Linked DNA regions of Homo sapiens: region 1 is linked to region 2. A link is a contact called in ENCODE Hi-C data. All regions are on one chromosome and are shown on one strand. Each heading gives the region's core, a stretch centred on a gene start or an enhancer-like site at or near the end of the contact. The rest is flanking DNA. Distances are from core to core; before and after follow the strand shown. Region 1 has its middle 78 kb from the start of CT47B1. Region 2 has its middle 17 kb from the start of LAMP2.

Region 1 (4,464 bases), core at 1,342-3,841, 310 kb before region 2:
GGTTGATCCTATATCTTGACTATTGTGACTAATGCTGCAGTGAACATGGGGGTGCAGATATCTTTATGACATACTGATTTTATTTTTAGGGGACACATACTCAGAAGTAGAATTGCTGGATCACATGGTAGTTCTGTTTTTAATGTTTTGAGGAACCTCTATACTGCTTTTCATAATGGCTGTATTAATTTCTATTCCTACCAACAGTGTGCAAGCATTCCCTTTTCTCCACATCCTTGCCAACGCTATTATCTCTTGTCTTTTTGATAATAGCCATCGTAACAGGTGTGAGGTAATATTGCAGTTTCAATTTGCATTTTCCTGATGATTAGTGATGTTGTGCACCTTTTCATATGCCTGTTTGCTATTTATGTGCATGACCAATATTTTATATATTTGTCTGATGTTACTTCCTCACATCCACATCCCCAGCCCAGTGAAGGACCAAGGATAGGCTCCTGACCCAAGGGCCACCAATCTACATTCTGGCCAGTGATCTAAAACAGAACCAGGTATAAAAATATAAACTAGGGCAATCAGATTCTCTCTCAGGAATTTGCCCTAAAAATATGAGGTGGGGGGGAAGAGAAAGAAAGAGAGAGAGAAAGAAACAGGGAGGAAGGGAGAGAGAGAAAGGGAGAGAAATGAAAGAAGTAGGAGCTGAAGCTGAAAGAATACCTAGAGAGGAATATGAAAAAGTCAGAAATATAAGGGAAAAGATAGAAACCTGAAGGCTTGATAGGCCATGCAAACCAAAATTATAAGGGAGCAGGAACAACAAATTAAATAGGAATTAGGAACTATCCAAAAGCTAACCTGGGCAGAGGAAAACACTTAAGGCAGTCAGTAGTGAGGGGGAAGTAGAGCTGAGCCATTTTAATGACAGAACTCTAGGGTGAAAAGTCTTAGAACCCTGCTGAGGTCCCTGAAGCTGCCATGAAGCCAAGTACAATTCCCATGAGGTCCCTCTGCACTCTGGTTTCTGACTTTGCTTCCCCTGAAACCTTTCTTTCTTACTGCTCTTTAACAATACCCCACCACCCCTTTACTTGAGATGACTCGAAAGTGTCTCTATCACTTGCAAACAAAAGAGCCTAATAAAAACAGTTCAAATCAAATATCTGGCTTCTGAGATGTTCATTACCTGGCCTCACCATGCCTTTACAGTCTTCCAGTCCCACAACCCCTCAATGAGAATATCCCACTTCAGAATATCGACTTTGCTAAACCATCACTGCCTATTCTCTGTGTATATATACGGCAGTCAGTTTCTGTCTCCATACCTTTGCTGGCACTTCTGCCACATATCCCCTTACTTGTCTTCACCCCACCAAGTTCTAGTCACCCTTTAAGCCCTGCATCCTCTTGGAAGACTTTCCTAGCTTTGCCATCCTGACATTGCTTCTCCCTGCTCTTCCCCTCGAATCCCTATAGACTAAATTACACAATCTAGCATCTCATTCTGTGCAATCTGCCATCTCATTCTACGCTGTCTTGTTTTTCTCTATTTATGCCAGGTTTTCTATCTCCTCAACTGGTTCTTGAACTCATGAAGAGCAGGAATATATTTCATATTGTTTTCAAGTGCCCCACTGTATCATTATTATTATTCATATTATTATTAACAAATGTTATCAAATATTTGTTGTTTGAGTGGTATCAACATGGAGCACAAACAATCCAACAGGCATATCATAGAACCTCATTACTGCAAAACAATCATTAATGAGAAAACTACACTAATAGGGCCCATGCTGAGTGTGGTCATTGAGGTGCTATCCTAAGAGAAGGGCTGAGCTCAAGGGAAGGCTCCCCTCAGACCCATGGGCCCTGTGAAAGAACCACTTTTTATTTCCTCCAGCAGGGGAGAGAGAAAAGGAAAGGCCTGAGACCTGGGAATGTCAACTAACTGCTTGATATCATGAGAGAACTTACAGCCTACTCTAGGAAAAGCATACAATCCTGACCTCAGCCTTCTTTGGAAACAAGTACCTCAAGGCATAAGCCAGGGAAATGTCAATCTTTCTCCCTTCATCCTGGCAGCTTAGGTTCTGGTTGCCCCTCCTGGGGGAAATGCTCTGGCCCCTCCTCTGAGAACAGCTCTCTTTCTAGGCCAAACCCAAGTCACCTTTGAGAAAAGCCACCATTCAATGTGGGACTTTTAAATATCAAGAGATGCCAAACAGTGCAGAAATCAAGAACTTTCCCTTAGTCAGAGCACTTCCATGCAAGAGGAAAATATGGCTCTACCCAGTGTCATTTCCAAAATTGATAAGGGACCCATACATACATCAGCAGTGCTATTTTGACACTCCATTATGAGTCATAAAATTTCTATTCAACACCCACTTCCTGAGCCCAGGGTATTATTTATTCCAAGGAATTGGTAAGAGGTCTCAACTAAGTGCAGGATAATCTGCTTCTGAAAATCACAGTTAAGAAAAGGGCAAGTTTCTTGTCATCCTCAGAAACTAATATGCAAAAAATAAATCTGACTAAGAACATGTGGGTGGGAAGGTACACGGGAAAGAGGATTTAAGAAAAACTTCACCCATCTTACCCACTCAAAAGCTATTGCTATGCTGCGCCTTTCTTTCTTGGTTTCCTGTTTTTGCTTACAGCAGATAAAACTTGATGGCAATGATCTTAATCTTCTCTGTCAGCCTTCCAAGCTCATTATGGGGAGGGGAAGGGCAGAGATTGTTCCTGTCTTCAGGCGGGAAACCAAAGTTCAAGAAAATGGACTCCAGCAGCAGATGGAAAATGCAGATAGTTCCCAGAGGCTGCTGTGCATACATCTGGAATACCTCCAGATCTGAGACAGAGAAGGAATGCTAATAAGAAATCTAGTTGAAATGAGAACACATGGACACAGGGAGGGAAACAACACACAATGGGGCCTGTCGCGGGAGAGCAGGGTGAGGAGAGCATCAGGAAAAATAGCTAATACATATGGGGCTTAATACCTAGGTGACAGGTTGATAGGTGCAGCAAACCACCAGGGCACATATACACCTATGTAACAAACCTGCACATCCTGCACATGTACCCTGGCACTTAAAATAAAATCAAAAACAAAAAAGATATGTAACTAACCTGCACATTGTGCACATGTACCCTAAAACTTAAAGTATAATAATAATAAAATAAAATTTTTTTAAAAAAGAAATCTAATTGAATATCCGAGAGTGTTCCCTGACCTCATGAATCTGTAGGTGAAAGATGCCAACAAACTTAAAGGGGATTTTTCATTTACTTGGCTGGCCAAGGGTTTGAAATTCTAATATTAAGAATTCAGTCATTTCATTTATCCTTTCCTATATTTGTTTCTTTTTCTCTGGAGTCTTCTTAAAAGGGCAACTACTCATAGGAGGGATTATACACACTCACTAACATTTTAGTGTGATTTAATCTGTCCAATTTTTTCACTGGGTGTATATGAAGAAGAAAGGAAGAGAGAATGTATGCAAAAAAGTCATGCTTTCCTGCATCCTAAAAATGGATTCACAATCATCTCTGCCAACTCATGAACATCAGAATGGGTGTCAGAGGCTATAAAAACCTCCATTTCAGACAATGTCTTCTTTTGGTCAAGGGGCCTGAAAGCTATTGAGTCCTTATGTGTTTGGGGGACAGTTCATTTAAAAAAGTCTAATTAAGAAGTCCTCACAGTGCCACCTCCTCCCCATCCAAAACCTACCACTACACCCCTTAGCAAAGATTATCTGAGCCTCCATGGCTTTACTTGTATTCCCTCAGCCTAGAATGCTAAGTCCCTACTCATTGCCTCAGTAGTAGCTGCTCCTTTTGCCTAGAAAGCTATTCCTCCTGATCTTCACATAAATTACACACTCCTGTCTCAGACAGGCCTTTCTTATCTAACGCATGTCTGCTCTAGCACATTGACAATGTATTTTCTTTATAACCCTTGTCAGCACCTGGTTTCATCTCATCATATTTGTCTCTTACTTGTTTAATGTTTTTGCCCCTCCATACCACCAACTAGAATTTCATGAGGGCAAGAATTGTATCTATTTCATTCACAGATGAGTCTAGAAAAGTGCCTAATCCGTAAGAAACCATACATATTTGTTGAATAAATGACTGGATAGATGAATGACTGAGTCCCTACACTCCACCCCAACCATAACTGAATGCCGCATTATTATATTTTTTAAAATATTGCTCAAGAGGGCCATTCCCAGCAAGACTCACCACTAACCCATTCATTCATAGTAGAAGGAGCAAGCACCCTGGTGATTCTTCATACCAAGCTCCCCTGTTCTAAGTACTGTCTGCCTGGGTATGACTTCCAAGGGAGCAGAGCTAGAGTAAATTCTACTTACTTTCAACAGCCCCAACTGCAGTATCTAACAGAAAGAGGAAATACTACATCATAGTAGCTCACGGAAAGAGAAAATCCTACCTCATAGTACTGGTACTGACCCAATAATGCAACCATAG
Region 2 (4,901 bases), core at 1,452-3,951:
CCAGGGCAGCCTGCGTCCAGTGATAGAGAGAGGGGGATGAAGGCCCAGCCTTATCAGCCCATTGTGGGACACTGATGGCAATAGTCACTCCAGACATTCCTGTGGGGTTGGTCAAGGCTGTGTTGGGCTGGCATCACCGTTGTTGGGATGCATCCTGCCTCCCACCCCTTCCTTTCACAGGTATTGATTTCTAAATACACATCTTTCACTTCAAATTCTACCTCAGCCTATTTTGGCAAAACCCAACCTGTGACACCCCACTTCCTTCCCTTATAGCAACTACCACGGAAGTGCACAAAGTCCAGGGCAACACGTCGGTGCAAGCTTAGATGCCTTCCTGCAGCTCAGTGCCAGCTGAGCCAACTCAGGTCTCCCACACTAGCCTGCACTTGGCAATGACGCTTCTCCCATCCAACCCCGTAGCCACAGGAAAGGCCACATGTGTTGACTTGGGAAATGTGAAGCAGGGAAAACTTCATGATGTAGGCTGCATCTGAGCTGAATGCTTCAAAGTAAGGGAGAGGGAAGGGGGAAGAAAATGAATACCGACTAGCCTTATGTCTCAGGCTCTCTGCTAGGAACTCTACTTGCTTTTGTTCATTAATGCTCTGCTCACAATAATACTATCAGGTAGGTGGTTCGATCACCAATGAGAATAAAAAAAAAATAAGTGCCATTGGTGGTGATTACACCACTGATGATAATGACAAAATAGAAATAAATACCATTGATTACACAGTAGTATGTATCAGGTAGCGTTCTGGGCCTTCACATTCATTATTATCTCATTTAATCATTAAAAGTCCTCCAGGCCTGGGAAACTTTCTATTTTTTTTTTTTTTTTTTTTGAGACGGAGTTTCACTCTTGTTGCCAAGGCTGGAGTGCAATGGTGTGATCTTGGCTCACTGCAACCTCTGCCTCCCAGGTTCAAGTGATTCTCCTGCCTCAGCCTCCTGAGTAGCTGGGATGACAGGCATGCACCACCATGCCTGGCTACTTTGTGTATTATTAGTAGAGACGAGGTTTCACCATGTTGGCCAGGCTGGTCTCGAACTCCTGACCTCAGGTGATCCATCTGCCTCGGCCTCCCAAAGTGCTGAGATTACAGGCATGAGCCACCACACTCAGCTGAAACTTTCAGATTTTAAGGACACTCACCGACCTCCTATTCTCTTACCTTCTAGTAGCAGGGCTGACGGATTTCACTTAGGATCGACTTTTGTGAGAATCATTCTCCCAGTAATTCCACACAAATTTATTATGAGACAGCAGCCCATATTTGAGGCCCACGTAGAGTTGAGGTTCCCCCCAAATTACTCTCCTTCTACTCCTCCCTTGCTGACCCTGATTCACTCAGGAACTCTGTGAGAAAGCCGAGGCTCAGAGAAAGTGAGGAATTCAACTTAGCTCACACAGCTGGTATATGGCAGTTTCCGTTCAGACCGACGTTGGCCTGACCCCTTAGCCAGGGTTCCTGACCCCTGTGCCGGGCTATCTCCTACGGGGCTATGATCACTTGTTTTCTTTCTTTTTTTCTTTTCTTTTTTGAAGAATAGTGGCTTTGTGTTTTCTTCGGTGTCAGGGCAATAGTAAATCAAATATTAACTAAACATCCTCAGGAAAACTTTGCAAGTAAAACCACGTGCCTATATTTACAGAAATTAAAGGCTTTAAAATAAATGGCAGTTAAATTACGAAATTGGGCAATAGATGTGATTTTTTTTCTCTACTCGGTGATGTAGATAAAAGAAACACATTTTGTATTTTTATCAGTTACTTAATCTTAGTTATCATGTATTAATCTTCTGAATGTGCTTCTTTTAAACAACTTTATTGAGGCATCAGTGACATATAATAAACTACATATATTTAAAGTGTACTATTTATTTGTTTTTAGGAAACTTCGCTAGCAGAAATAAAGTGTCCAATTAATTAAATTTTGACAAGTGCACATGTGAAACAATTGTGTTTATGCCAATCAAAGTCATTTATAGCTACAGCGGCACCCACAGACATGCCAACCCAGGACAGGTACTAAGCCTAGTGGCTTTGGTGCAGGTTCATGCTCGCATAAAGGCCACCAGATGAGTAGGTTCGCTGAAGAAAGACTTCAAAGCACCTACTGCCAGCTACTGCCAGCGAAGTCCGAAGCGCCACCTTTAGACATAAAAGGGCAGCACTTCATCGTTCTTTTCGCGCAGAGGCCACAATTAACTGGCAAGGATTGCAAGCTACTCCTGGCGCCAAAGCCAAGAATAGAGCTGTATCCAACTGTAAAAACAAACTGCATTTAAAGCTGAGGCCTCCAGGGGGAGAAAGGTCCTGGAGGAATGCCTAGAAAGCTGCCAAGCCGCCGGAGTCACTAGCTCAAAGTACAATAGTGGCTTTGCTGAACAAGGTCGCCTTGACCGCTGGCAGCGAGTGCGGCCTTTCACAGCTGCAGCCGGCCCCCAAAACGTACCAAACGCAAGAGACACAAAAGGCCAATGTTTCGCCCTGATCGCTGTGTTCCTGGTCCGCAACCCAGACCCACGTGCCTGAAGGCGCGCCAGCCGGGCCCAGTTGCCCCTCCTTCCGCCACCTTCTCAGTGCTCCGCCCAGTAGGGAAACCGAAGGATTGATTAAAACCGACCCTCCTCTTCCCTTTAACAAGACCAAAAGTGGGTGGAGAGGGAAGGGAAGTCTAAACGCGTCTGATTAGTTTCGTTTTTATTAAAATCTTCACGTGATTGCCGTACTCTTGACTCAGCGATTTCTCCAAACGGCCTCCTTGAATTTATTGGTTTGTCATCACCGCCTTCATCTTTTCTTGTACAGTCCTACCTACCAGTTTTGAACATTTAAACGGAATTCCTCCATTCAATACAAAGAACAAATACATTTTAAACCTTTAAAAATGAAGATCAAGATTTGATTTCTAAAAATTCAATTTAGTCAATTCATTTAGCCAAATTCATTTCAAGCCCACAAATGACAAGATATGGGTTTTAAATAACCACTTGACATGAGGCTCCTCCCTCATTTCCCACAGAAGGAACTGCCACACATTTTCTTAAAAGGACCATCAGTTTTTCTCACTCTTCTACCTTGGTTCCCGAGCAGTGGGACCACAGGTATGCACCAACACGTCCAGCTATTTTGTGCATTTTTTTTGTAGAGACGGGGTTTTGCTATGTTTCCCACACTGGTCTTGAACTCCTGGGTTCATGCGATCCTACTGCCTTGGCCTCCCAAAGTGCTGGGATTGCAGGCGTGAGCCACCGCGCCTAGCTACTTAGCAATTTTCATTCCACAACATATTGTAATGAACTGTAGTTACCATGTTGTATAATAGATCTTATAGATTCGTTCTTAAGCAAATGAGTGATTAGATTAAAAACTTGATAAACAGTTGTCCTGGAATTTTTTCTCCCTCAATAGTGACAACTCAATAGTCACCTCAATAGTGACAATTCTGGAAAGTTTTGTGCAAATCAAATTTTAAAAAATCAAACCTGGATTTTGTTTTTAAAGTTTACTTTAATCTTTTTTAAAATTTTATTTTATTTTGTTTCGAGACAGAGTCTCACTCAGTCACCCAGGTTGGAGTGCAGTGGTGCGATCTCGGCTCACTGCAACCTCTGCCTCCTGGGTTCGAGCGATTCTCCTGCCTCAGCCTCCGGAGTAGCTGGGATTACAGGTGCACCACCACACCTGGTTATTTTCAGTAGAGATGGGTTTTCACCATGTTGGCCAGGCTGGTCTCCAACTCCTGACCTCAAATGATCTTCCCCACCTTGGCCTCCAAAGTGCTGGGATTACAGGCATGAGCTACCGGGCCTGGCCATATATTAATCTTTACAATAAAAATAATACACTCCCATTATAGAAAATGTAGACAGACAATTCAAAAGAATAAAAGGAAATTATTTACAATCTTTACACTCAGAAACAATCTGTTAATAATTTGGTGTCTTTCCTTCCAGTATTCTTATTATGGATTTTGTTTGTTTTTCCTTTTTTTAATAGCCCAATATACCAATTTAAGGTATATAATATTATGGATTTTTAAAAATAATTGTAATTATACAATTTTGTTTTCAACTTTCTCCCCCATTACAATATTAGCATTTTCCCATTTTATTAAGAACATAACTTTTAATGACTGTTTACTAGTCCATTGTATGAATTGAACGTTGATCATTTAATCTCAGTTTCTCCATTGTAGGACATATGGGTTCAATTTTTTATTCAATTGAACGAACTATTTAAAATAACTGTCTGGACGCAGTGGCTCACGCCTGTAATCCCAGCACTTTGGGAGGCCGAGGCGGGTGGATCATTTGAGGTCAGGAGTTCAAAATCAGCCTAACCAACATGGTGAAACCCCATCTCTACTAAAAGTACAAAAAAATTAGCCAGGCGTGGTGGCACATGCCTGTAGTCCCAGCTACTCAGGAGGCTGAGGCAGGAGAATCGCTTGAACCTGGGAGGCAGAGGTTGCAGTGAGCTGAGATTGCGCCACTGCACTCCAGCCTGGGTGGCAGATTGAGACTCTGTCTCAGAAAAAACAAAACAAAACAACAACAACAACAACAACAACAACAAAAACATGTAGTAAATTCTTTATATGAAGTGAGGCATCCTTTGAAATGTGAAAAGCTGCTCCCAGATCCAGTCTATTTTTATAAGTTTGAGTTCTCATTTATTGGAATTGGTTTAAGGCAAAAACACACCTGAACTTTTTTTTTCTTTTTTAAGTTTTAGAGTTGTTTGAGGTTTTCCTACACGTTTATGTTGTAAAAATAAAAATCTCAAATTATTGTTCTAAGAATCATTTGTGTTTTTCTGAAGCGTTCCAACATCATATATATTGGTAAGTACCTAGATTTAGTGAAAAGAGTGATTTTACCCCCTTCCT

What was found. A loop is a pair of places that touch in the nucleus more often than their neighbours do. Pooled maps may share reads with other maps.
Region 1: a loop to region 2 is called in a pooled map, with 2.9 times the contacts of the local background. The contact joins two enhancer-like sites. A Hi-C loop is called at or near these places in 2 of 168 maps with a recorded cell type or tissue (GM12878 and endothelial cell of umbilical vein) and 9 of 50 pooled maps.

What each region holds. Positions count from the first base shown.
Region 1 is chrX:120,795,583-120,800,046 of GRCh38, reverse strand. No RefSeq gene overlaps it. Among named protein-coding and RNA genes, the nearest start is that of CT47B1, 78 kb to the left of the region's middle. Within about 2 kb of position 2,591, at least 2 of the 41 ENCODE cell types and tissues checked have a DNase peak (open chromatin) inside an H3K27ac peak, as active enhancers do; they include endothelial cell of umbilical vein, where a contact is called at or near this core.
Region 2 is chrX:120,483,596-120,488,496 of GRCh38, reverse strand. No RefSeq gene overlaps it. Among named protein-coding and RNA genes, the nearest start is that of LAMP2, 17 kb to the right of the region's middle. Within about 2 kb of position 2,701, at least 39 of the 41 ENCODE cell types and tissues checked have a DNase peak (open chromatin) inside an H3K27ac peak, as active enhancers do; they include endothelial cell of umbilical vein, where a contact is called at or near this core.